Regions from separate parts of the Homo sapiens genome. Here region 1 is linked to region 2. The links are chromatin loops, found by intact Hi-C in ENCODE. Cell type or tissue: natural killer cell. All regions are shown on one strand. Each heading gives the region's core, and the rest is flanking DNA. Links, peaks and the distances in the headings are about the cores only.

Region 1 (2,926 bases), core at 254-2,753, 100 kb after region 2:
TATGCTATCATTGAATTCTTACATATCAACCCTTTGTGGTTGACACTGCAGAGATGATGAGCTCCATTTTATAAAGATGGGGCAGTTTTATCTCAACAACTAGTGTGTTCTAGATCAAGGACTGATTCCAGATTCTCAAAGTCCTACAACAGTAATCTTCACCATGCTGTGTGTATGCGTGCGTATGTGTTTATCAGAATATATTAGAAGATAATTTGCAAGCAGGGATTGGTTAAAGTTGAATGTTTATGTATTCTTTTGTAGTGTTGCTTACGTTTTAAATAAAAATAAAACTGCAGTGGATGTGCATTTGTCATCATTTAGAGGCCTTCAGACCCCAATTCGTAGTTTCTTCACAGTTGCCTCTATTTTCTGATTACTAGTCCCTGGAAGGTACAGTGTCAGAGTTGAAGGGATGTTCTCAAATCCCCCTAAAGTTTTCCATTGCAATACTCATTACAGTTTCTTTTTTTCTTTTCTTTTCTTTTTTTTTTTTTTTTTTTTTTTTTTTTTGAGATGGAGTCTCGCTCTGTCGCCCAGGCTGGAGTGCAGTGGTGTGATCTCGGCTCACTGCAAGCTCTGCCTCCCAGGTTCACGCCATTCTCCCACCTCAGCCTCCTGAGTAGTTGGTACTACAGGCGCCCGCCACCACGCCCGGCTAATTTTGTTTTTGTATTTTTAGTAGAGACGGGGTTTCACCGTGTTAGCCAGGATGGTCTCCATCTCCTGACCTCATGATCCGCCCACCTCGGCCTCCCAAGTGCTGGGATTACAGGCGTGAGCCACCGCGCCCGGCCGCAATACTCATTACAGTTTCTAATTGCGTATGTGTGTAAAAGAACATATAACTTCCTCACAGACTCAGCTGTACACTCTACAGGGGCATCATTGTATCTTAGGGGTCTAGCCTAATGGCTGGTGGGCACTAGGTGCTTAGCAATAACTATTGAATGAATGAATGAAAAAATGAATAAGTGAATTCAACACAACTTTTATTTATTTATTTTTATTATTATACTTTAAGTTCTAGGGTACATGTGCACAACGTGCAGGTTTGTTACATAGGTATACATGTGCCATGTTGGTTTGCTGCACCCATCAACTCGTCATTTACGTTAGGTATTTCTCCTAACGCTATCCCTCCCCCAGCCCCACACACCCCAAGAGGCCCTGGTGTGTGATGTTCCCTTCCCCGTGTCCGTGTGTTCTCATTGTTCAACTCCCACTTGTGAGTGAGAACATGCGGTCAACATAACTTTTAAAATCCAGAATGTCAGTACTAAAAGGAGCCTTTTAAGTATTAGAATTCAACTTAATGAAATGTTGCTACGTATTTTCTCTGTTCTCATCACTGACGTAGCTGCTTTGGAGCATCTATATCTGATATTTAGATAGTGGATGGCTTCTTGCAAACACTTACATTGCTCACGTAGTAATGTGAACCAACAGATTGGTGGCCCGGGCAGCAACATATTTTCTATAATCTGTAGCATGAAGCCAACTGAGGTGTGACCGTGGTATTTCCTGAAGTGGCTTTCTTTTGCTTTTCTGTTTTGATTATTATGTGGCTGTGGATTTAGTTCACACCATCACTGTGAAGAATTTTCGAAACTTAAGAATCAAGCTCTGTTTATACATTTTCAACGTAAGCCCTTAATTACAGTCACTCCTCGGGCCCAGTGATTTTACAGTTACATGTCAGATTGAGGGGTTTCGTCTTGAGAATGTCAGCTGGCTCTGTGAAGAAGAAGAAGAGCAGATACGTGAGTTACCCAGAGGAGTGCTGATTGAGTCCAGGAGTCTTTCTGTTTAAGAGCACGTTGAAAGAGTTTGTGTGTCTATTTGTAAAACCATTTTGGAGATGATAAAAAGCATTCTGAGACACACAAATTTTTTTTCTGTTTTCAAAGGCAAGACAGAGACATGTGGACAGGTTGATGAAGGGATCATTGTGATCTTTTCTCTCAGAACTTGATTTTCATTACTTGAACTTTGTCTTCTATGCTTTTATTACCAACACCTGTACACAAAGGTACACATAATACTTGCAAAAAAGAGAAGAAACTGTTTTCAGACTGGGGCTCTATTAAGTGTTCATTGACCACAATCTACAACAACAAAAATGACAATTCCTGCTTGCCATTGAAAATAATGCAATTGAAAAGAAAGGGCGGAAGCAAGTTCTTGGCTGCATAGCTTCAGTCTGATGCCATATTCTAGAGTGAAAAGGTATTGGCTTGGTTTTGAGGCCTGCCTTCATCACGTGAAGGCTCTGTGGCCTGGCAGGGTTATCTTACGCTATTGAACCTCAGTTTCTCCATTTATCCAATAGAGATGGAAAGTATTGGCCTGCATTTATTTCTCCTTCAAATGACATATTGTATAGAAGCGTATCGTAAGTTGTAGGTACTTAACAAACATGAAGGACTGTTATGATCTCACTTTCTGGGCTAAGGAGAAAATGGTGGGATGAGTTTCATGTCCTTTTCTTTGTGGTTTTGACTCCAGCAGCTTCCAAACGACTTTTGCTGATGTTTCCTAATTAGCAATGCTGAATCTCGTGTTGTATCAATCCTCCCCATTCCTTAAGATGGAAACAAGTGTTCCAGTTATAGCTATACCATGTGCCTGACAGGAAAGAATTGGGTTGCCATCAGAACCTTAATTTATCAATCTCAGTGGCTTAAAATTTTGAATTTGCAGCTTAATATTATTCATTAACAAAGTATTTTTCATCCCTTAGCTTTCCTCCAGGGAACAAAAGGAAATGGTACACACTAGCTCTTCTAACAGGCTCTCATTCAATAAAGGATGGTGTGCCCTTAATTTTGTTAGCATGTGTATAAAGAATGTACTTTTAGTGGACATGCTTCACTTTGCAAATATAGTGCATAATTTTCAAATACATCTTTGACTCTTCCTCAAA
Region 2 (2,926 bases), core at 201-2,700:
TTTATAAGATACTCTTATATTGCTTATTGAGGTACTAAAGCACTTACAAAATATCAAGTATTTTGAGTTAGCTTTACACTGGTTCAATAACACTTAGAATTTTTGTTCATAATACTAAGATAATCATCTTAGGGATGGTTACATTTTGTTGTGAGGTGTGGTGGAAAATTCAAAGGACACCATGGTTTGTGAAAAACCCATTGCAGCTGATCTCTGCACTTTTCATTTCCATGTCATTCCATTTTCTTCTGCTTTTTCTTTACCCCCTGTTATTTTCTTGCTTCTCTCTCTTTATTATCTTACCTTCATTTACTCCATCCTGTTTTTCTCCAAAATATAGTTGCTTCTGTAAAATTGCTTCTGAGGGTGAGCATATTTTTGAGGGGAGAGAGGATGGATGGTTTGACAAAGGATGCAGACATGTCAGGTTCTGGGTCAGCAGTTAGTTATAAAATACACAGAGGCAGCCAAGGATAACTGGCTTCATTACCAAAAGGCTAGAGTGGGATTTGTCAGTTGTCCCAGATGTCTGTATGGAATTATGGAAAACTCCATTGCATTATGAAACACTCAGGAGCTACTCAGGACACATGCCACTCAATCCACGTGAAGAGGGCTGGTGAACTTCTTAGCTAGAAAGACTTCAGCTTTCCTATTGCTTAAAATGAGACTGATTGGTGAAGGATTTGTATTAGTCCATTCTCACGCTGCTATAAAGAACTGCCAGAGACCACGTAATTTATAAAGAAAGAGGTTTAATTGACTCACAGTTCCACATTGCTGGGGAGGCCTCAGGAAACTTATAATCATGGTGAAAGGCAAAGGAGGAACAGGCACCTTCTTCACAGGGCGGCAGGAAAGAGTGACTGCCAGCAGGAGAAATGCCAGATGCTTATAAAACTATCAGATCTCGTGAGACTCACTCACTATCATGAGAACAGCATGGGGGAAATTGCCCCCATGATCGGATTACTTCTACCTGGTATCACCCTTGACTCATGGGGTTTACAATTCAAGATGACATTTTCGGTGTGGACACAGTCAAACTGTATCACACTCTTCACAAAACTTCACTGGTACAGACTTGCGTATATGGCTTGTGCTTCGACACTTTGCCCAGGGATGTTGCATCTTGAAACTTTCCTGGTGAGATCTGAGAAAGTGTTTATGGTAACACTGCATCAAACACTCCTTTTGCCTTAGCTTAGTAATGTGTCACCTTCTGGTTAGACCACAGATGTGAAGTCTACTCTTTCTCCTTTCACTTGCTAATAAAGCAGAACTTAGAACTAAGTGTGTGTTAGTGCTTCGACAATTGAATTTTCTGTGCTATACACTCGGTTTCCCTTTCCTGAAGTTGTTTAGTTACCCTCTTCAAATAGCAATTGGGAGGCTACGTCATGTAGTAGGAGGGTGCTTACTGATTTTGGTATCAAGATACAGTGTTACATTTTTATCTGCTCCATGTTAACCATGTGATCTTTGAAGTTTGGTTTTTGTATTTGTAAAATTTGGGTAATAAGGTCTCATTGGAGTTATAAAGGGAATGGTTTGAGACATAATGGTCATTGTGATTTTTCAAGCTATAAAATAAAGCATGATGTTAAAAGATGATTAATGTTTTCATTTGGTGGTAGATGACAAGTTTCTTGCAGGGCATCTGATCAATCATGCTCTTTTTTTTTTTTTTTTTTTTGAAACTTTTATTTTAAGTTCAGGGGTATAGTTGCAGGATCCATGTTCTTTTCTTAACCTGTTTTGAGTCCTTTATGTAAACGGGACATTTTATCAAAACTTCCTAGAAGTCTTATATTTCTCAATAAATCCATCCATTCTATTAAAACAAATTTGCTTTGTTCTTAGAGTCTGGTGGAAACTCCAACTCTCTGAACCTAGGGCATGATTATGGGCACAAAGTTGAAAATGATGTGCGATTCATCAGCAGGTCTTTCAACTAAAGCAGTATCTGTTTTGCTTTTTAGGGGTCAAGGAAACTTTTGATTTTAAAATCTTAAAAGTTTTTGGGCTGTCTCTTGTTAGATGAGGTCATGTGAGAGTGACATAGATTAATATTTCGGTGTTTTAAAACTAGGAAACATAAGTCAAAGAGATATTCTCTTGCCTAATGTGCTTATAATGTTATCTTTTGATCATATAAATGTGGATTTATGGGAAGAAATGTTATCACTGCTCTCTATAACCATATATATGGAATAATGGAGAGAAATCTTATTTAAAAAGTTTAACTAAGGGCAACTTTGGCTATGGAGTATATATCATAATCTTCACATACATATGAAGAAATTGACACTCATGGAGTTTAAATAACTTGCCTAAGGCCATTGATTAAAGGAAATCTGACTGGCTCGAAATCCTATGTACTTTTCCCATTTCCTCATTTCAATCAAATAGCTGGTTTTATTTTATTTTCTCTCTCCACCAAGCCTTGTGAATTAAGACAATGAGTTGCTGTTTGTCTTTGTCTTTCCCTAGCCTAATAACCTAGGAAAAACTGAAGTAGAAAGGAAGGATTACTGGACTAGCAGGCACAAACTTTGGCTCCAAATTCATGCCCTGCCAGATACTAAACTGTGTAATCTTGGGCAAATTACTTTCCTTTTGTGAACTTCAGTTTCTACTTCTGTAAAATGTGGACAATAATATTCATTTTATATGGTTTCTGTAAAGTTAATCATGAGGATGGTGTTAGTTCCTTTCTCATCCTTTCTGTCCCTCTTTGAGCTTCTGTTTCCTCACCTATGAAGCCAGTAGAATCATCTCTTCCTGCTTCTTCATCGGGTTCCTGTGGGGTGCAATGAATGTGAAAATGTTTTGTAAAACAAGAAACCATTATGTAGATATAAGAGGTTATGACTATTAATGAATAAATATGGGTTTGGTGTCTGGAAGTAATTTTTACTTATTT

Evidence for each region. Peaks named below come from ENCODE experiments on the same cell type or tissue, not always from the same donor. Only the 100,000 strongest peaks of a DNase experiment are listed, where the experiment ranks them.
Region 1: it touches region 2 in a loop (11-fold over the local background); 4 of 110 quality-filtered maps call a loop at or near these places.

What each region holds. Positions count from the first base shown.
Region 1 is chr3:188,441,126-188,444,051 of GRCh38, forward strand. All of the region lies in intron 4 of LPP (LIM domain containing preferred translocation partner in lipoma), which reads left to right. Among named protein-coding and RNA genes, the nearest start is that of LPP-AS1, 130 kb to the right of the region's middle. In natural killer cell, for the core only: no CTCF peak of the experiment used is centred there; no DNase peak of the experiment used is centred there; H3K27ac peaks cover 1,959 bases.
Region 2 is chr3:188,338,721-188,341,646 of GRCh38, forward strand. All of the region lies in intron 2 of LPP (LIM domain containing preferred translocation partner in lipoma), which reads left to right. Among named protein-coding and RNA genes, the nearest start is that of FLJ42393, 160 kb to the left of the region's middle. In natural killer cell, for the core only: no CTCF peak of the experiment used is centred there; a DNase peak (open chromatin) is centred at 1,181; H3K27ac peaks cover 1,594 bases.